2 separate regions of the Homo sapiens genome follow, and region 1 is linked to region 2. Evidence: read pairs that join two places in POLR2A ChIA-PET (ENCODE). Cell type or tissue: A673. All regions are shown on one strand. Each heading gives the region's core, and the rest is flanking DNA. Links, peaks and the distances in the headings are about the cores only.

Region 1 (10,830 bases), core at 3,073-5,572, 110 kb before region 2:
CTTCTTACCCTCATGTTCAGGCAAACCAGATTATTAATATTACTAACATCCTCACTGGTCATATCCCAGGATCTCAGATCTTGCCTTAAACTCTCATTCTCTCTCTGTCTATATACATATATATATATACCCCCGACTCCTCCCTCTCCCTCTTTCACATTTTTTCCTATTGATACATAATATTTTACATGTTTATGGGGTACATGTATTTGCTACATGCATAGAATATGTAGAGAGGTGAACAACTCCATCACCCATTACCTTGAGTATTTATCTTTTTTTTTTTTTTTTTGAGATGGAGTCTTGCTCTGTTGCTCAGGCTGGAGTGCAATGGCACAATCTCAGTTCACTGCAACCTCTGCCTCCCAGGTTCAAGTGATTCTCCTGCCTCAGCCTCCTGAGTAGCTGGGATTACAGGCGTGTGCCACCACACCCGGCTAATTTTTGTATTTTTAGTAGAGACGGGGCTTCACTATGTTGGTCAGGCTGGTCTCAAACTTCTAACCTCAGGCGATCCACCCACCTCAGCCTCCCAAAATGCTACAATTATAGGCGTGAGCCACTGCACCTGGCCAAATATTTATCATTTCTATGTGTTGGAAATATTTCAAGTCCTCTCTTCTATCTGCTTTGAAATATACTACACATTCTTGCTGGCTATAGTCGGCTCCACTATCAAACATCATAATTTGTTTCTTCTAGGCCAGGCGTGGTGGCTCACGCCTGTAATCCCAGCACTTTGGGAGGCCAAGGCAGGCAGATCACCTGAGGTCGGGAGTTCGAGACCAGCCTGACCAACATGGAGAAACCCCGTCTCTACTAAAAATACAAAAACATTAGCCAGCATGGTAGCACATGCCTGTAATCTCAGCTACTCAGGAGGCTGAGGCAGGAGAATCGCTTGAACCCGGGAGGCAGAGGTTGCAGTGAGCCAAGATCGCGCCATTGCACTCCAGCCTGGGCAACAAGAGTGAAATTTGATCTCAAAAAAAACACACACAAAAAACAGAACTTGTTTCTTCTGCCTAACTGCATGTTCCTGCCCATTCACAACCTCTCTTCCTCCCCCTCCCACCCACACCTCCTTCCCAGCCTCTGGTATCTATGATTCTGCACCACACAGTCCTCCCTTTTTATATCTGCCTCGTTGTAAGTCTTTCCCTTCTAGCCTCCATCAACCCATTGTCCCAACATCTGGCAAGCAGATTCCTTCGTTTCTGTTTGAACATCTGTTCCTCTACCACCCCACAGGCCTTCACACTTACCCATCCCCAGTCTTCCACCTGGAGCCTCAAGCTTACATCCTAGAGCACCCCAATTCCTCCTCACTTCAGCCTCCACCTCCCCCTACCCACCTAACAAGACAAAGTACACAAGCCATCGCTGATTTCAACATAACCATTAGATTTTGCTGAACTTAATTTTTTCTTCTGAATGAGACAATAGGCTATTTATTTGATTTTATTTGTGAGATGGAGTCTCGCTCTGTTGCCCAGGCTGGAGTGCAGTGGCGCAATCTCGGCTCACTGCAAGCTCTGCCTTCTGGGTTCACGCCTTTCTCCTGCCTCAGCCTCCCGAGTAGCTGGGACTACAGGCGCCCGCCACCGCGCCCAGCTAATTTTTTGTATTTTTAGTAGAGATGGGGTTTCACCATGGTCTTGATCTCCTGTCCTTGTGATCCGCCCACCTCGGCCTCCCAAAGTACTGGGATTACAGGCGTGAGCCACTGCGCCCGGCGACAATAGGCTATTTATTTAGTTATTTAGAGACAGGGTCTTGCTCTGTTGCCCATGCTGGAGTACAGTTGCTCAGTCATAGCTCACTGCAGCCTTGAGCTCCTGGGCTCAAGTGATCCTCCCACCTCAGCCTCCCAAATAGCTAGGACCGCAAGTTATTATTTTTTTAGAGATAGGGTCTCACTATGTTGCCCAGGCTGATGATTCTCTATTTAGTAAGTATTTAAGAGCTGTACAAATGTCAGACATGATTTTCAGTTCAGGTGAGCCCCCAGCTGTGCTGGGGCCTCTTGCTCTTTGGGACAGCACTGGCCTGTGGTCAAGCCAATGAGCTCAACACAGGACCGGCTGCTCGGTCCTCGCGCACAGCCTGGCCCCAGGAAGGCAAGGCCCCAGAAGCCACTCAACCAGTGGAAACAGCGAGGCTTATGGTAAGGTGAGAGGGACTGCCAGTACTTAGTACGTCTAAAGACCCTTCTGTTGTTTTCCTTCAAACATCTTCCAAAGGGGAATATCTTAGAAAAACCTGAGCGCATTCAAAGAACAAAGATGTGAGAGGGGCTGGAAAATAGGACCCATGAGGAATGGGGAAAAGAAGCTATGATTCTTAGTCAGGAGAAGAGAAAGCCTAGAGGCCACTTAACAATGGCCTGCAAGGTTTAAAGCGATATTCCTCCGAGAATGGAGACCAGCTGTTCACCATCTCCAGCAAGGACAGAACAAAAGGCAATGAGCTTCGGCTTCCACACGAGTGATTTAAGCTGGAAAATAATCTCTGCCAATGAGGATATCAGACTTGGGATAAGTTATCAAGGGAGATCAGGGGCTCTCCTCTGGAGTTCTTCAAAAAGCAAAGAGGCCCGTTTTCCTGGGCGGGTCAGGTGCGATCTGGCAGCAGCCAGAGGGGAGGAGAGGAAGGTTGGGGGAGGCTCTGGGTCCTCTCCAGCCGTAGGAGTCCATGACTTTGTTTTTCAAATAGTCTCCACTTTTGTCCTTGCGGTCTCTCCAGCAGCATAATAGTTTTTTGGACTCTGGCATTTGCAGGATTGAGGCAGGGGAGAGGTGAAAGCAAAGGCATGCAAAGAATGAGAAGAGAAGAATGAAAGGAAGAGAAATTGATTAATTTTCCATGGGAGAGGCAGGGAGAAACTGCAAATAACTAAGCACAGGCCCTTAGTAACTGTCAGTTTCTAAAGTAAGAATCTCTCACTTTCTCATATGAAAATTAGCTTCCATATATATATACACACTAATTGGTTCTTCTTTTCCTTTCTTGCTGGGTTTCCTGGCCTCCTTTTGAATCCTTTGTACATTCCCTTTACACCTTCAATATTAGCCTGTTTCAGTTTCCTGTACAACAAAAGCCAAAGACAGATTCTTCTTATTGAATCCAACACTTTACAAATCCAAAGCCCAAACCTTTATCATAACATTACCCGTCTATGAAATGCAAACCCAGCCCCTGATTCGTATATATTTTTCCTGTTTTTAATCCTTTAAGGCCTTGGGTGTCTCTCCAGCCTTTGGCCTCCTTTATTAAGCCCGATGCTAACAGCTGACTCCTATGACCCCGGAGCCAGTGTCTTTGAAGTGCACGGGCACTCAGGGACAGCCACACCCACCGGGCTGAACCCCCCAGGAACGTCCCCCCACCCCACCCCTGCCTCCCCGTGGGTGGCTGCACTCGGGTATGGGAGAGTGACATTGTCCATCTCTGCATCTGCTCCCACGCGGGTTTTGGCTGCTCAGGCTCAGAGACAGCCCTGAGAATGACAAGAAGGAAAGGTTGCTTGTCTTGTATTTCATCCAGAGCCTGGTGGTCTGCTCTGGGGTGACCCAGCCTCAGGACTTCCTTCCTCAGGCAGCTTCGATGGTGAGCACTAGGATGTGAGCCCCACCAGAGCTGAGCCTCATCTGTCCTGCTCACTGTGTGCCTAGAAGAGTATCTGGCACATGTCGGAGAGCAATCAGTATTCACAAGCAAATGCCAGAGCAGGAAAGGGCTTGCCCAGGCTGGAGTGTAGTGGTATGATCATGACTCACTGCAGCCTTGACCTCCAGGCTCAAGCAATCCTCCACCTCAGCCTCCTTAGCTGGGACTACAGGCCTGTGCCACTACACCCCACTAATTTTTTTTTTTAGAGACAGGGTCTTACTATGTTACCCAGGCTGGTCTCAAACTCCTGGTCTCAAACAATCCTCCCACCTCGGCTTCCTGAAGTGCTGGAGTTACAGACGTGAGCCAATGTGCCTGGCCCATTCTCACCTCTTGTTGCAGACAGAGGAGGTTCCAGGCCTTTTTCTAGGGTTTTTGTGACTGTCAAAGACCTATCTGTACCCCTGGAAAGAAAGACCTCATCTGGTCAATTAGTCCATGCTAAAATGTTAATGGTACTAATGGGTTAATTCATTCTCTCTTGTGCACTCTCTCTCTCTCTGTCAGAGCCTGACCTCCCCCCTAGACTCCTCCCCCTTGCCTTGCTGGGCAATAGCCATTCATCCCCAGATGCAGAGCAGAAAGGAGCCTCCTCCGCCACTAACCCTTGAATTCTTGAGCTGAGGCCAAGAACCAGGCAGCCGGAACAGAACCAGTTGAGATTAGAGTTTCACACATCTTCCAAGGACAGATTCTGCTGGCTGCCCCGGGAACCCACATAGCCTTGCCCAAGCAGAGAGAACACAGAGCCAGCCCTGCAGAAGATGTAGGGAGCAAGACAGTGACTCTCTCAGGGGCCTCAGGGGGTCTTGTCATCACCCCAGCCTGGGACTGTGGCAAGTCTTCACCCTCGGAGCCAGGCTGTGCTGCCCAAGACTGCCCAGGGTGAGAGAAACAGGGCAAAACCAACCAACAGATGGTGTTTCTAGCTCCCTAACCTGCTGTGTATGCCCCAGAAGCACTGGGGAACTTTTTGGTTTTTTATTTTTGTTTGTTTCATATTTAATTGTTTATATCGAATTTGTTATTCATGGGGTACATGTAGAATTTTGCTACATTGATATACCACATTGTGGTGAAGACAGGCCTTCAATGCATCCATCACTAGAACACACTTTATATCCACCAAGCAACCTCCCATCCCTCCCACCCGCTTACACCTCCAAGTCTCCAGCGTCTATTATTTTGCATTCTATGTCCCTGGGTCCATATTATTCAACTCCCACTTATAAGTGAGAACATGCAATGTCTTTCTGTTTCTGAGTTCTTTCACTTAAGATAATGGACTCCAGTTCCATCCATGTTGCTGCAAAAGACATTGTTTCTTTTTTATGCCTGAATAGTATTCTGTTGTGTATTTTTTTTTTTTTTTTTTGAGACGGAGTCTCGCTCTGTCGCCCAGCCTGGAGTGCAGTGGCGCGATCTTGGCTCACTGCAAGCTCCGCCTCCCGGGTTCACGCCATTGTCCTGCCTCAGCCTCCCAAGTAGCTGGGACTACAGGTGCCCACCACCACGCCCGGCTAATTTTTTTTGTATTTTTAGTAGAGACGGGGTTTCACCGTGTTAACCAGGATGGTCTTGATCTCCTGACCTCGTGATCCATCCGCCTCGGCCTCCCAAAGTGCTGGGTTACAGGCGTGAGCCACTGTTGTGTATTTAGAGTGCATTTTCAGGCGCCCGGCCTCTGTTGTGTATTTAGAGTGCATTTTCTTTAGCCAGCCCTCCGTTGATGGTCACTTAGGTTGATTCCATGACTCTGCTATTGTGAATAGTGCTGCAATAAACATATGAGCACAGGTATTTTTTTATATATAAAATGATTTCTTTTTTTGCGGGGGTAGATACCCAGTAGCAAGGTTGCTGAAGTGTATGGTGGTTCTATTTTTATAATCTCCACACTGTTTTCAACGAGGGGCTTTTTCTTTTTTTTTTTTTGAGATGGAATCTCACTCTGTCGCCCAGGCTGGAGTCCAGTGGGACCATGTCGGCACACTGCAACCTCCATCTCCTGGGTTCAAGCAATTCTGCCTCAGCCTCCTGAGTAGCTGCGATTACAGGCGCCCACCACCACACCCGGCTAAATTTTTTATATTTTTATTAGAGACAGGGTTTCACCATGTTGGCCAGGCTGGTCTTGAACTCCTGACCTCAGGTGATCCACCCGCCTCAGCCTCCCAAACTGCTGGAATTACAGTCGTGAGTCACTGCGCCCGGCCTTTTTTTTTTTTTTTTTTTTCTGAGACGGAGTCTCACTCTGTCCCCCAGGCTAGAGTGCAATGGTGCGATCTTGGCTCACTGCAACCTCTGCCTCCCAGGTTCAAGCGATTCTCCTGCCTCAGCCTCCAGAGTAGCTGGGATTCCAGACACCCACCACCACGTCCAGCTAGTTTTTGTATTTATAATAGAGATGGGGTTTCACCATTTGGGCCAGGCTGGTCTCAAACTCGTGACCTCAGATGATCCACCCACCTCCACCTCCCAAAGTCCTGGGATTACAGGCATGAGCCACCACTCCCAGCCCAACCAGGAGCTTTTTAAAAGTAGATCCACTGTGTCCTGGCCCAAATCCACCAGCTGCCTCAGAGTCTCACAGGCTAGGCCTGTGTTTTTAAGAATGCTGTGAGTGATTCTGACATACAACCCAGCTTAGGAATAACAGCCCCACTAGGCTGGCTGACTCACCTTCCCTCTCATCTTTCTAGGACTCTGTTTTCCCCATTGCGGGGGATTTCGGCTCATCAAGTTACACCAATTGACTCTCAGCATCACTGAGCTTTTTCTTTCACATCCAGGGTGAGTTTAAGTCAGTGCTTCTCTGGGTCTCACAGGAGTGGACATTCTAAAGCCAGCATCTCCTCTGAGTAACTCACTCCCCGATGATGGGAGTTTGACTTTTCCTTGGTTATGAGTTACAGGATGAAAGTCAGGTGCAAACACTTATTTCTTCAAGCCAACAAATCCTAGCACCTCCTCGATCTCAGAGAAGGTCAGCAGACATGTGTGTGCCACGTTTCTTCATCTCAAGAGCTGTGTATCATAGTGGGAAACTGGACTTGCAAATGGCTATGCAGGAAGAGAAGGCTGTGTGAGTGTCGGCCCCTGGGTAGAGGCTGTCTTTGTTGAAACCGTGGTGCCCCGACAAAAGCCGGAAAGCGAATCTCCTTCTACTGCACCTGCAGGCTCTGGGCCCAAGCATGTTCCGGGCGAGAGGATATTTAGGGATTTCTGGGTTTAGCTTTCTCCGTTTTGCCGTTCAGTTCACTCTGGCCCTGGCTGTCTCCAAAGGAGAGGACTGATACCATGGGATTAAGTCCTTATGTTCAAGCTCCGGTCTGGGAAGCTGAGTCTCCATCTTTTTCTGAGGCCAAGGCATTGTTCTGACAACTGCCCTTGACTCCAGTTCCTTCAGGATGAGGGCCGTGGCTTTTCTTGCCCACTCTTCTGCTCCTGAATCCTTCCTCGCAGCCTCTAACCACACTGCTAGCCCTCATCTCTGGCTTGCTGCCAATTTCCTCTGGCACTATCCTCCCTAGCTGGCTGCAAACCCACCTGTTGTTTTTTGGGTTTTTTAGAGATGGGGTCTCGCTCTGTTGCAATCATAGCTCACTGCAGCATCGAACTCTTGGGCTCGACAATCCTCCCACCTCAACCTCCTAAATAGCTGAGACTATAGGTGCCCACCACCACATCTGGCTTATTTTTTTATTTTTTTGTAAGAGATGGAGTCTCACTAGATTACCCAGGCTGCTCTCAAACTCCTGGCCTCAAGGGATCCTCCCACTTCTGCCTCCCAAAGTGCTGGGATTACAGGCATGAGCCCCAGTGCCCGATCGCCACTTGTTTTCTCTTGCTTACTCTCCCTGACCCTGGGCATCTGCCCTTAGAAATGTCGTTGTCCCCAGCTGCGCCAGCTCCTGATCCCACGCTCTGCCTGCTTCATTTTCTGCTGTTCCCTTCATCTATCCTTCTCCCATCCCTCAATCCCCCCTCCCCCAGCCATTCTACCTCTGATGTGTTATTTGATAATATGAATCGGAATTTGAAAGGACACAGAGGATTTCATGTGTAAAGGACGCACTGTTTCCTTTATTTACTATTACTGCCGTGCAATCAGTTGCCCTTTTAAACAATGATTCCTCCTTACACAATGCTCTTTTAATGTTTTCATCCCTATAAGATGAGTGTTCCTTGATACAAATAGCAGTTGCCACTTCCTTTATGGATGTAATGATTAGAGAATGTTCCTTTATAAAAGTTCTCAGCCCTTACTGTGCCTCATAATTGCCTGGGATGCTTTATAAAACCCTATGGTCTGGGGCCAGCTGCGGTGGCTCACGCCTGTAATCCCAGCACTTTGGGAGGCGGAGGCAGGCAGATTTCGAGGTCAGGAGATCGAGACCATCCTTGCTAAAACAGTGAAACCCCGTCTCTACTAAAATACAAAAAATTAGCCGGGCGTGGTGGCGGGCGCCTGTAGGCCCAGCTACTCGGGAGGCTGAGGCAGGAGAATGGCGTGAACCTGGGAGGCGGAGCTTGCAGTGAGCCGAGATCGCGCCACTGTGCACTCCAGGCTGGGCGACAGAGCGAGACCCCGTCTCAAAAAAAAAAAAAAAAAAAAAAAAAACACATGGTCTGGGCACCACCTTCAGATATTTCAGTTCAATTGGTCTAAAGTCGGGTTCTGTATCCATATTTTAAAAATACTCTGGCTGGGCACGGTGGCTCATGCCTGTAATCCCAGCACTTTGGGAGGCTGAGGTAGGCGGATCACCTGAAGTCAGGAGTTTGAGACCAGCCTGATCAAATGGTGAAACCTCATCTCTACCAAAAATACAAAAATTAGCTGGGCATGGTGGCACACGCCTGTAGACTCAGCTACTTGGGAGGCTGAGGCAGGAAAATCGCTTGAACCTGGGAGGCAGAGGTTGCAACAAGCCAAGATTGCACCACTGCACTCCAGCCTGGGTGACAGAGCGAGACTCCGTCTCAAAAAAATAAAAATAAAGTAAAAATACTTCTGACAGGGCTTGGTGGCTCAACCCTGTAATCCCAGCACTTTGGGAGGCTGAGGCGGGCGGATCACTTGAGGTCAGGAGTTCAAGACCAGCCTGAACAACATGGTGAAACCCTGTCTCTATTAAAAATACAAAATTAGCCAGGCGTGGTGGCACACACCTGTAATCTCAACTACTTGGGAGGCTGAGGCAGGAGAATTGCTTGAACTGGGAGGCGGAGGTTGCAGTGAGCCAAGATTGCGCCATTGTTCTCCAGCCTGGGCAAAAAGAGCAAAACTCCATCTCAAAAAAAATAAAAATAAAAATACTTCCCAAGAGATGATAATGTGCAGCCAGGCCTGAGATTCACCGATTTATCAAAAAATCTTTCATGATAAAAGTGTGTTCAAAAATTCTGTAATCCCAGCACCCTGGGAGGCCGAGGAGGGCCGATCACCTGAGGTCAGGAGTTTGAGACCAGTCTGGTCAACATGGTGAAACCCCATCTTTACTAAAAATACAAAATTAGCCGGGCATGGTGGCACTCACCTGTAATCCCAGCTACCTAGGAGGCTGAGGCAGGAGAATTGCTTCAACCCAGGGGGCGGAGGTTGCAGTGAGCTGAGATCATGCCATTGCACTCCAGCCTGGGAGACAGAATGAGACTCCACCTAAAAAAAAAAAAAAAAAAAAAAAAAAATCAGTTCCTGGAAATCTTAATTTAAAGCAGTGGCTCCTAACCATGTCCTTTTCTGGCAAGGCAAAAGATCTTAAAGCCCACTCTTCCCCACTCATTCTAAATCTGGAGAGACCAAACACTTTGGGAGGCCAAGGCAGGAGAACTGCTTGAGGCCAGGAATTCAAGACCAGCCTAAGCAGCATAGTGAAACCATGTCTCTACAAAAAATAAAAAACAGGCTGGGCATGATGGCTCACACCTGTAATCCCAGTACTTTGGGAGGCTGAGGCAGGCAGATCACTTGAGGCCAGGAGTTCAAGACCAGCCTGGCCAACATGGCGAAACCCCATCTCTACTAAAAATACAAACATTAGCCAGGTGTGGTGGTGGGCACCTATAGTCCCAGCTACTCGGAAGGCTGAGACAGGAGAATTGCTTGAACTGGAAGGCGGAGGTTGCAGTGAGCTGAGATCGTGCCCCTGCACTCCAGCCTGGGCAGCAGAGCGAGACTCTGTCTAAAAAATAAATAAAAAGCAAAATTAGCCAGGTTTGGTGGTGTGTGCCTATAGTACCAGCTACTCAGGAGGCTGGAGTGGGATTGCTGAGCCTGGGAGGTTGAGGCTACAGTGAGCTATGATCGCACCACTGCACTCCAGTCTGGGTGACAGAGCAAGACCTTGTCTCAAAAAAAAAATAAAAAAGAATTGAAATGTGACACACACATGATTTTACATCCTAAAACAATGCTACATATACTTTAAACATAATCCAGAAATTTTATGACTTGCTAGTGCTTTACAAGTTATTTAAAGAACACAACAGTGCTCACTTCGGCAGCACATATACTAAAATTGGAACGATACAGAGAAGATTAGCATGGCCCCTGCGCAAGGATGACACGCAAATTCGTGAAGCATTCCATATTTTTTTTTACACCTTATACAAAAATCAATTCAAGATGGATTAAAGACTTAAACGTTAGACCTAAAACCATAAAAACCCTAGAAGAAAATCTAGGCATTACCATTCAGGACATAGGCATGGGCAAGGACTTCATGTCTAAAACACCAAAAGCAATGGCAACAAAAGCCAAAATTGATAAATGGGATCTAAGTAAACTGAAGAGCTTCTGCACAGCAAAAGAAACTACCATCAGAGTGAACAGGCGACCTACAAAATGGGAGAAAATTTTTGCAACCTACTCATCTGACAAAGGGCTAATATCCAGAATCTACAATGAACTCCAACAAATTTACAAGAAAAAAACAAACAACCCCATCAAAAAGTGGGCGAAGGACATGAACAGACACTTCTCAAAAGAAGACCTTTATGCAGCCAAAAAACACATGAAAAAATGCTCATCATCACTGGCCATCAGAGAAATGCAAATCAAAACCACAATGAGATACCATCTCACACCAGTTAGAATGGCAATCATTAAAAAGTCAGGAAACAACAGGTGCTGGAGAGGATATGGAGAAATAG
Region 2 (10,830 bases), core at 4,215-6,714:
AATTAGCCAGGTGTGGTGGTGCATGCCTATAGTCCTAGCTACCCAGGAGGCTAAGGCAGAAGGATTGCCTAAATCCAGCAGTTGGAGGCTGCAGTGAGCCATGATCATGCCACAGCACTCTAGCCTGGGCAACAGAGAGAGACTCTGTCTCAAAAGAGAGGGAGAAAAAAAGGGAATCTCAAAATTGGGGTTCATTGTGAAAATTAAGGTATTCTTATTTTATTTTTTAGGGGAGGAAAACTGTCTTTTCCTCACACATGGCTAAGACACCCATAACAAAAGACAGATTAACAAGAGAAAAGCATACATACAGATTGATTTAATGTAAGTTTTGTTTGTTTGTTTGTTTGTTTTGGAGACGGAGTCTCGCTCTGTTTTCTAGCCTAGAGTGCAGTGGTGCGATCTCAGCTCACTGCAACCTCTGCCTCCCAGGTTCAAGCAATTCTCCTGCCTCAAGCTCCCAAGTAGCTGCAACTACAGGCGCATGCCACCACGCCTGGCTAATTTTTTGTGTTTTTTAGTAGAGACAGGGTTTCACTGTGTTAGCCAGGATGGTCTCAATCTCCTGACCTTATGATCCACCTGCCTCAGCCTCCCAAAGTGCTGGGATGACAGGCATGAGCCACCACGCTGGGCAGATTTAATGTAAGTTTTACATGGCAAAGGAGCCTTTAGAAATGAAGACCCGGCCGGGTGTGGTGGAGCGCACCTGTAACCCCAGCTACTCAGGAGGCTGAGACAGGAGAATCACTTCAACCCAGAAGGCAGAGATTGCAGTGAGCCCAGATGAAGCCACTGCACTCCAGCTTGGGCAACAGAGGGAGACTCTGTCTCAAAACAAACAAACAAATAAACAAACAAACAAATGAAGACACAAAGAAACAGTCAACCTGAGTGTTTGTTATAGTAGGTTTGAAGAAGAGTGGACAGTTGTGGAGAAATATGAGCAGGCAAAAAGAGAATGATCTAATAGTAATAAACTGGGGGAAACTAAGCCAGGCCTGTTTGTTCCAATTCTTCCCTGTGACCCTGTGTCTTCAGAGATAAGGATGTCCCTTTCCTCCTGGTATAGGCAGGGCATCTCTCACGTGAAAGTCTTACACCCTGCTTCAGCTGAGAACAGCAGGGAAAGGTCGGGGAGAGCTTCCTGCTTCTGATGTTTTCTCAAGTTCCTTCAGCTTAAAATATTCAGTATGCCAAAGTGCCATATTTTAGGGTAATGTATCCTAAACCCTATCAATTGCCTTATTTTTATTTATTTATTTATTTGAAAGAGTCTTGCTCTGTTGCCCAGGCTGGAGCGCAGTGGTGCAATCACAGCTCACTGTAGCCTTGACCTCCCTGGCTCAAGTGATCCTCCCACCTCGGCCTCCTGAGTAGATGGGACCACAAGTGCAAGCCACCACATCTGGCTAATTTTTTAAATTTTGTTGTAGAGAGAGGGTCTCACCTTGTTGCCCAGGCTGGTCTCGAACTCCTGGGCTCAACTGATCCTCCTGCCTTGGCCTCCCAAAGTGTTAGCATTACAGATTTGAGCCATCGTGCCCTGCCATTCCATCAATTGCTTTATGTTGTTTTTATACATGTGGGAAGTCACCCTCTGGGCAGAGTTAGGGCCTGTAAAGGACTCATTTCATTCTACAGTTACATGTTTTGGCAGAAACAGTTTTTGCACCCCTGGAAAGCTAAATAGAGGAGCACATGAGATGTCACTGCAAAGAAGCAGATTTTGTGATTAGTTTATGAAAACTCTCTCATTATCTCCTAATAGCACTTTTGCTACTTGTGGGTTACATGTGATTAAAGGTTTGCTCTGAGTCTTTGTGTAATTAGCTCTGTGTGCATGTGTGCGCATGTAAGTGTTTGGAAAAGCATGTGTGTGCAAGATATGGGTGAGTAAAGGATCCCAAATGGGATCCTAATCTCAAAAACGTTGGCTCAGAAGTGAGACAGATTGACACAATCTATAAAATGAATAAGAAACAGAAAGGAAATTGAGTCAGAAGAGGAAAAGGGCCAACATTATTGAAAAGGCACAAATGCCACAAATTGAAAATAGATGTGCACCACCAGTTGTAACTGTTTGCCATGCTGCTGCAACGTTTAAAAATTACCAGCTCTATAACACAATTCAATACTGTGTTTAATAACCTGAGTGGGTTTAGACATTCGCCATTCACATGTGAAAGAAGTTTAGGTCAGGCTGAAGAAAAAACTTACTGAAGAATATAAAGGGTTTTTAGTTTATAGGCATAATTTATAATATTTTAATTAACCTAAATTTTTATAAAATAGTGCCTACATTTCAGAGAGAAGCAAAATATCAGGGAAATGATCCCCAATTTATCATTTCTCATTAATAGGAAGAAGTTAATTCTACTTTCTGAAAACCTTTCATTTTGATCGACTTTGCCCATGTAAAAATGGAGAAATGTAATGTGATATTTTAAATCTCATAGACAGGTTTAGCATGAAATGTTACAAGAAAATGGAAGAGGCATGTAGATCGTAGCTGATTTCCCCCTGGAATGTGTTTTCTTGAAGGTTTAGGTACTTTTGCAAATCTCCTGAGCTTGTATAATGGTTTACTCTTTTTCAAAGGGCTTTTACATTCCTGATCCTTGTTGATCCCCATTAACAGCTTTGCCCGATGCATGAGTATTAAGCATAAGGAGAGTGAGCCACAGAGATGTTGTGTAGTTTATTCAAGATGTCACAGCCAGTGACAGCCCCACAACAAGTAATTTCTATTCTCCTTCCAGTAGTCACTAATGCCTCCCTAGAATAAGACAAAGGTTATCCGCACATCCCCGTCCAAGAACTGTGGAGCTATAGAGCCTCCCATCATATTGTATTGTAGTGAGATTACTCAAGGGGCATTTCTTGTCAGAGGGTACCACGCGGCCACCCAGGTTGTGCGTGTTCATTCTGATCAGTTGGTGCCTGGGCCATGATAAATATTTGAATATCACCTGTGATTACATGTAAAGAAGAAAAGGCCCTGGATGGTCCTTGTTTTTTGTTTTTTGTTTCTTTTGAGACGGAGTTTAGCTCTTGTTGCCCAGGTTGGAGTGCAGTGGTGCGATCTCGGCTCACTGCAACCTCCACCTCCCAGCTTCAAGCGATTCTCCTGCCTCAGCCTCCCGAGTAGCTGGGATGACAGGCATGGGCCACCATGCCCAGCTAATTTTGTATTTTTTAGTAGAGACGGGGTTTCTCCATGTTGGTCAGGCTGGTCTCGAACTCCTGACCTCAGGGGATCCACCCACCTTGGCCTACCAAAGTGCTGGGATTACAGGCGTGAGCCACCGCGCCCGGCCTAGTCCTTGTTTTTATTATTACGAATAATGCCGTCATCTGGCTGGGCGTGGTGGCTCACGCCTGTAATCTCAGCACTGGGAGGCCGAAGCGGGTGGATCATTTGAGGTCAGGAGTTCAAGACCAGCCTGGCCAACGTGGTGAAACCCAGTCTCTACCAAAAAAAAAAAAAAAAAAATTAGCCAGGCATGGTGGCAGGTGCCTGTAATCCCAGCTACTCAAGAGGTTGAGGCCGGAGAATTGCTTGAACCCAGGGGGCGGAAGTTACAGTGAGCTGAGATTGCGCCACTGCACTCCACCCTGGGCGACAGAATGAGACTTGGTCTCAAAAAAAAAAAAAAAAAAAAAAGAAGAAGAAGAATGCAGTCATCACTGCTACCGTTGAGCACTTATTATGCATAAGGTGGCTCACTGATCATGCTATGTGGATAATCTTATTTAATTCTCACAGCTACTCTAGACAGTCAATACTCCTAGCTTCAACTTTACTGATAAGAAAACCTAGACCCAGAGAGGCTGGGTACAGTGGCTCGTGCCTGTAATCCCAGCACTTTGGGAAGCCAAAGTGCCTGAACAACATTGCAAGACCCTATCTCTACAAAACATAAAAAATTAGCCAGGCATGGTGGTGTGTACCTGCAGTCTCAGCTACTGGAGGCCTGAGGTGGGAGGACCACTTGAGCCCAGGAGGTTGAGGCTGCAGTGAGCCATCATCTCACCACTGCACTCTGGCCTGGGCAACAGAATGAGACTCTGTCTCAGGAAAGAAAGAACAAAAGAAAGAATGAAAGAAAGAAGGAAGGAAGGAGGGAGGGAAGGAAGGAAGGAAGGAAGGAAGGAGAGAGAAAGGGAGAAAGAAAGGAGAGAAAGGAAAGGAGGGAAGGAAGGAAGGAAGGAAGGAAGGAAGGAAGGAAGGAAGGAAGGAAGTAAAGAAGGAAGGAAGGAAAGAAACTAGGCCCAGAGAAACGAAATAACTTGTCCGAGGATATGCAGATAATAGAGTGAGAAGCCAGGGATTGAGCTTGGCAGTCAGACTCCAGGACTTGTGCTTCTGATCATTGTGATCACCTGCCATTCGTCAGCAGGGTTTTACTAAGCCTGTTCTGGTCCCATCTATGTATGAAATGTGAAATTAAAGAGGAAATATAGCTGAAGCCCAGCCTTTCCTTTGTTAATCAGCATACAAAAAGTACTCTGAACCCAACGGATGAAACTCAGGGGCTTCAGATGCCCACCAATCCAACCTGTTCCTGCCATTTAAACCTTTTTTGTGTTTTGTTTTGTTGCTTTGTGTTGTTTTGTTTCTGTAGAGATGGGGTCTTGCTATGTTGCCCGGGATGGTCTTGAACTCCTAGGCTCAAGGGATCCTCCCACCTTGGCCTCCAAAGTGCTGGGATTCGCCAATGTGAACCATCACGCCCAGCCCAGTTGAAACTTTCGCTATCACAGCAGTTCATTTTACTTAAGACATGTGCACATTATGTTACAGACAGAATTTAAAAATCTAAATGCTATGTTAAATTTACTAGATAATTATACTCTTCCTATGTACCACAAAAATTACAAATAAAAAAAGTTTTCAATAAAAGAATAAAAATAATAAAAAATAAATTTACTAGATGATTAATCCTTTAAAAATTCTATTGTGAATCATTTGTCAAATGAAGAATTATTCCTTTAAAATTGCTTTTCTAAAACTCAGATTTTCATCATAAAGTGCTTAATTAGAAAGACTCCCGTAATTCTTCAGGTCATTTACAAGCTTTGTGCTTTTGCTTTGTGGTCCTAAAAACTGCTCCAGAGGGGTTACAACAATCCCTTCTTCCTTCTTAAATAAGTTCTTCATTTGCCTAATTCCACAGAGGGGAGGGTTCTGGTCTATCTGATGGTTTTCATGAACACATCAACACTTATTTTACTTTGGTGACATATTTTGTGGTGATAGTTCATTAATAGATTAAGGAAACATTGCAACCTACCACATTCCGGTAAATGATCAGGACAAGATTAATGGTTACATTTAATGAAAGCCATCTGTTTATTAAAGCAGCTTACTCACTTTCTTTATTTCATTTTGGATTCCAATACATTGTGACTGCCTTGAAGCATACGTGCCTCAGGCTGAGAAAGTGTAATTCTTTATGCATAGTATTCACCACTTTCAGAACACTAACCAATACCCACGTGGTCTATAGTTGGAAAAGGAAAAACATAGCCAACTGACAAGCTGTTTTGTTGACTTGATGTCTACCAATAAGTCTGGGTTTTGGGGTTTTTTTTTTTTTTTTTTTTTGAGACAGAGTCTTGCTCTGTCGCCTCAGTGGCACAATCTTGGCTCACCGCAACCTCCGCCTCCTGGGTTCAAGTGATTTTCCTGCCTCAGCCTCCCCAGTAGCTGGGGTTACAGGCACGTGCCACCACGCCTGGCTAATTTTTGTATTTTTAGTAGGGAAAGGGTTTCACCATGTTGGCCAGGCTGGTCTCGAACTCCTGGCCTCAACCCATCCTCAAGCCTCGGCCTCCCAAAGTGCTGGGATTACAGGCATGAGCCACCGCGCCTAGCCGGTTTTTCTTTTTTTTTTTTTTTAATGTCCTCCTGGCTTAAATGAATTAACAAGTGTTTGCTTGGTGTGTAGGTTCCACTGCAGAATGATAGAACCCAGACAACTATTTTACCCTCTTCCCCAAGGCAGGACCAGTCTACTACTGCAAGACTTATGTAATTGTCTGAAATGAAGTAGACACAGTTACTTTCTTCGTGACTTTTAACCTAATAAGTGGAGTAAAATATGTGCTGGAAGAGGGGAAACAGCATGCATTCCATCTTTTGAAGGCACTCCTCAAAGTGGGTATATGTATGTTAAAAATCTAGAAGGACAGACTGGGCATGGTGGCTCACACCTGTAATCCTAGCACTTTGGGAGGTGAGGCAAGAGGATCACTTGAATCCAGGAGTTTGAAACCAGCCCGGGCAACAAAATGAGATCCTGCCTCCACTTAAAAAAAAATAGCTGAGTGTGGTGGTGCACATCTGTAATCCCAGCTACTCAGGAGGCTGAGGTGAGAGGATCACTTGAACCCTGAATTTGAGGCTGCAGTGAGCCATGATCACGCCACTGCACTCCAACCTGGGCAACAGAGCAAGACCCTGACTCAAAAAAAAAAAATCTAGAAGGACATATTTTAATATATTAACAATAACCATCTCTGGAGGTGAGATTGAGTGATTTTTATTTTCTTTTTAAAATGTTTTATTATCTATATTTTCAAAATGTTCTTTCTAATCTATTATTACCATCTCAATAATAAAAGAATAAAACAACCTTTTTGTTTTACTACTAGCTGCATTTATGTCACTCCCTGATTAATATTTTAGTGGCAAATTTACAAGTATAATAGTAAATAAGATTAAAATTCATATAATTTGTATGTGATGATTTATACCTTTATTTCTATTCCAAAACAAGGGTATGTCAAGGTTTATCTAATAAAGCCATTTTCTACTCAGTTATACTAGTAATGAAATCTCATTCATCTCCATCATCGAGTGACAAGACCACAAAAAATTCTGGTTTTAAAATAGAGCCTTCTTACACAGCAAACGATTTATCTGGAGGTCATCTCTTATCTAGCAATCTTAGCTAGTCAGAATATAGCCAAGTAACCTGACTTAATCCACAAAGGCCTCTGAATAGTGCAAAAAGAAAAAAGAAGATAAAATATCTTGCACAGAAGAGAATCACTTGAGCCTTACCGTCAGTCCATTTTTCTTCACTTTACATAGAAGGAAAGAAATTTCAGTGTACAGAGCAAAACTAAGAATATTTGAGGAATTCATTATTATCTGGGAAGGTATGTTTGGGTAATGTCTCAGTTCCTCCAGTTCCTAAGGGCCGTTTGAGATCTATCAGCCATCTTCAGAGTAAGAATCCCTCACCTCCAAGGGACAAGAGCCATCATTGTCATTGCGGGCATGTTCTGGTGGGGAAGTCAACCGTAGTGTCTGAAAAACAGAAAGGTTGGACGGCAGCACATGGCAGTCAGACCACCCTCCGATACAAAGAGCCCAGGCTCTAGGGACCACCAAGCATAACAGAAGAACAAGGAAAACAAAACCTTTATCATGTATTCTGCATGAAACTGAAATGGAGAGTTCCCTGACCCTCCTCGCAGGACGTGCAACAGGGATGTGGCTCGTCTGTTCAGTTGCCGTCACTGGTCAAACTCCTTACGGGAGAAGGAGCATGCAGATGGACAGGTGCAGGAGCTGGGGCACTGGGCTTCAGCCCCACAGCAGCATCCAGACGTGGGAACCTGCAACTCCTGGAGCCCAAGTGGGTGTGTGTCACATTATGCTCTTTTAGCCTTGCCATTGCAAACGGCTTAAGTGTTAACCAGCTCAGTGGACCCTCTGCCTTCTTGCAAGGGCAGGGGACCAGTGTGACAGCTTTCTGTATCCCAAACTCTTGTCCAGCATTGCAGAAGAATCAGGTCACACATGGACTTGAAGCACAGTGAATCTGGGGGTTTTACTGGGTGGTGGAGGTGGCTCTCAGCAAGATGGATGGGGAGCTGGAAAGGGGATAGAGTTGGAAGATGATCTTCCTGTGTAGTTTGGCCATCCAGCAGCCAATTCTCTGACCCTCCACAGCTGAACTTCTCCCAACGTTCCTTCTCTTCTCTCCCTCTCTGCTGCTCTTCTTCTCTTCTGTTTGTCTGCTCATCTCCTCCTGGAACCAGGGGTTTGGGGTTTATATGGGTAAAGGATAGTGGGGCGTTGGGCCAAAAGGCAACTTTTTGGGCACAAAAACAGGAATGCCTGTTCTCATTTATGGTGGCGAGTATCCAGGCTTAAGGGTGGGTCCTTTACTGGGGAACCGCCCTCTTCTACCCAGTATTTCTGTCTCCTGTCCATGTCAAAATGAAGATAACTCTAGGAAGCATTTTGGGTTGTAACACAATCACCATGAAGGCTGACAGGAAAGAAGTATCTTTCTAACTTCCTGTTCCAGTTATCCTTTGCTCCATAACAAATCATCCCAAAACTTAGTGACTTCGAACAACAAACCATTTATTTGTTCACAATTCCGCAATTTGGGCTGGGATCTCCTGGGCAGTTTCTCTCCATGTAGCTGCAGTCAGTGGATGGGAGAGCTGGAGGGTGGCTGGGCCAGAGCATCCTCACTCCCATGTCCAGGACTTCAGCTGAGGTAGCTGAAATGAGGTAGCTGTGCCTCTTTCCACGTGGCCTTTCATCCTCAAAGAGGCAAGCCCAGGCTTGTTCACGAGGCAGTAGTGTCTCAAGAGAGTAGAAGCAAAGCTACAAGACCTTATAAGGTATAACCTCAGAGGTCACACACTGTCACTTCCACTGTATTACATTAGTCACAGCAAATCACAAAGCAGCCTCAATACAAGAGGTGTCGTAGTAGCCTCTGCTTTTGATGGGAGGAGCAGGGAAGTTACATGGGAAGGGAGCATGGACACAGACAGATGACTCCTTGGGGTCATCACTGTAACAATTGCAAAAAGAAAAAGCTAGGCTAGGTGCAGTGGCTCACGCCTGTAATCCTAGCACTTTGGGAGGACAAGGCAGAATAATTGCTTGAGCCCAGGACTTTGAGACCAGCCTGGGCAATGTAGTGAGATCCCATCTCTACAAAAAATCAAAAAAATTAGCCAGGCATGGTGGTGCACACCTTGGTCCTAAGAGGCTGAGGCAGGAGGACGACTTGAGCTGGGAGGTCAAGGCTACAATGAGTTGTCATCTTGCCACTGCACTCCATCCTGCGTGACAGAGCAAGACCCCGCCTAAAAAACGAAAAAAAGGAAAAAGAAAACAAAAACCTTAGACAAATTAAATTAAATAGAATTCAATTGAGCAAAGAATAATTCAAGAATTGAGCAGCCCCTGAACCTGAATAGGTTCAGAAAGTCTCCAGCACTTGTGGTGGAAGAAGATTCATAGATAGGAAAAGGAAAGTGGGCTGGGCATGGTGGCTCACACGCGTAATTCCAACACTTTGGGAGGACAAGGCAGGAGGATCACTTGAGGCCAGGAGTTCAAGACCAGCCTGGGCAACAGAGTGAGACCCTGTATCTACAACAACAACAACAATAGGCCAGGCATGGTGGTGCGTATTTGTTATCCCGGCCACTAGGGAGGCTGAGATAGGAGGATCCCTTGAGCCCAGAAAGTCGAGGCTGTAGTGAGCTATGATGGCACCACTGCACTCCCGCCTGGGTGACAGAGCAGCAAGACTCTGTCTTAAAAAAATAATAATAGTCTGGGTCATGTGTTGTAGAGACAGAACATCCTATACCATATCCCAACTGTATTTTTTTTTTTTCTTTTTGAGATAGAGTTTTGCTCTTGTTGCCCAGCCTGGAGTGCAATGGTGTGACCTCGGCTCACCACAATCTCCACCTCCCAGGTTTAAGCGATTCTCCTGCCTCAGCCTCCCAAGTGGCTGGGATTACAGGCATGTGCCACCATGCCCATCTAACTTTGTATTTTTAGTAGAGATGGGGTTTCTCCGTGTTGGTCAGGTTCGTCTTGAACTCCTGACCTCAGGTGATCCTCCCGCCTCAGCCTCCCAAAGTGCTGGGATCACAGATGTGAGCCACCGCCCCTGGCTGCAATTGTATTTATAATAATAACCGAGACCCCTAGACATTTTAAATTATTTTCAACTATTTAAGGAATAAACACAGAAGTCCATACACAATAAAACCTCACAATAATGAAAAATTCTGAATTTGAATATAACTTAATTGGTAATTGGCTCCAAGGAATGAAGGAGGGGGATGAAGTGCCTGCCTTGGGATCATTTGGGACATTCTCATGTAGTGTACGGTCAGTTGTGTATAGTATAATTTTCTTATACTGGCATTTCAAGAGGTTAGCTGACCATAAAATTCACTTTCGTTAATCCCCAAATGATGCCAAACACACCAAGTGTTACTTTATTATTTTCTGCCAAACTGGCACTCATTTCAAAAGAACTGAAATTGACTTTTCTTTCCATTGTACATCTCTGCAAAGTACTTTTTACTTACATATATGTTCTTATTTGATCAATAGAACAGTCTTAAAGGGATAGACATGTTTATCGCGCTTTTAAAGATGAGAATATAAATATTCAAGAAAGGCAAAGTATCTTGGCCATGGACACACAGCTGGTTGAAACTCACATATGTAGTCGAGCTATTATCTCTGTCAGGGGCATGTCACCAAAGGCCAGATAATGAGGGCCCACATATGCAGTTTGGGACTTTCAAAAGAGGTCCTGTCTGCAAGAGGAATTGACAGAAATCCACAGTGCCCAGCCCACTCTGTCTTTGATTTTCTACTTCCATGGCTTTGATTGAATTAACCCATGAAATCTGGTTATAATCCTTTCCCTCCATAGAATGATATCAGGCTCTAGGATCCCAACACAACTCTCTCTCTCTTTTTTTTTTTTTTTTTTTTTTTGAGACGTGGTCTCTCTCTGTTGCCCAGGCTGGACC

The links. Peaks named below come from ENCODE experiments on the same cell type or tissue, not always from the same donor. Only the 100,000 strongest peaks of a DNase experiment are listed, where the experiment ranks them.
Region 1: POLR2A ChIA-PET joins it to region 2 with 8 read pairs; 4 of 35 experiments call an interaction of 5 or more read pairs at or near these places.

What each region holds. Positions count from the first base shown.
Region 1 is chr10:21,311,795-21,322,624 of GRCh38, forward strand. It overlaps the pseudogene RNU6-15P. Among named protein-coding and RNA genes, the nearest start is that of LINC02643, 56 kb to the right of the region's middle. In A673, for the core only: no CTCF peak of the experiment used is centred there; a DNase peak (open chromatin) is centred at 4,247; H3K27ac peaks cover 409 bases.
Region 2 is chr10:21,419,359-21,430,188 of GRCh38, forward strand. No RefSeq gene overlaps it. Among named protein-coding and RNA genes, the nearest start is that of LINC02643, 52 kb to the left of the region's middle. In A673, for the core only: no CTCF peak of the experiment used is centred there; DNase peaks (open chromatin) are centred at 4,333, 4,703 and 5,303; H3K27ac peaks cover 2,191 bases.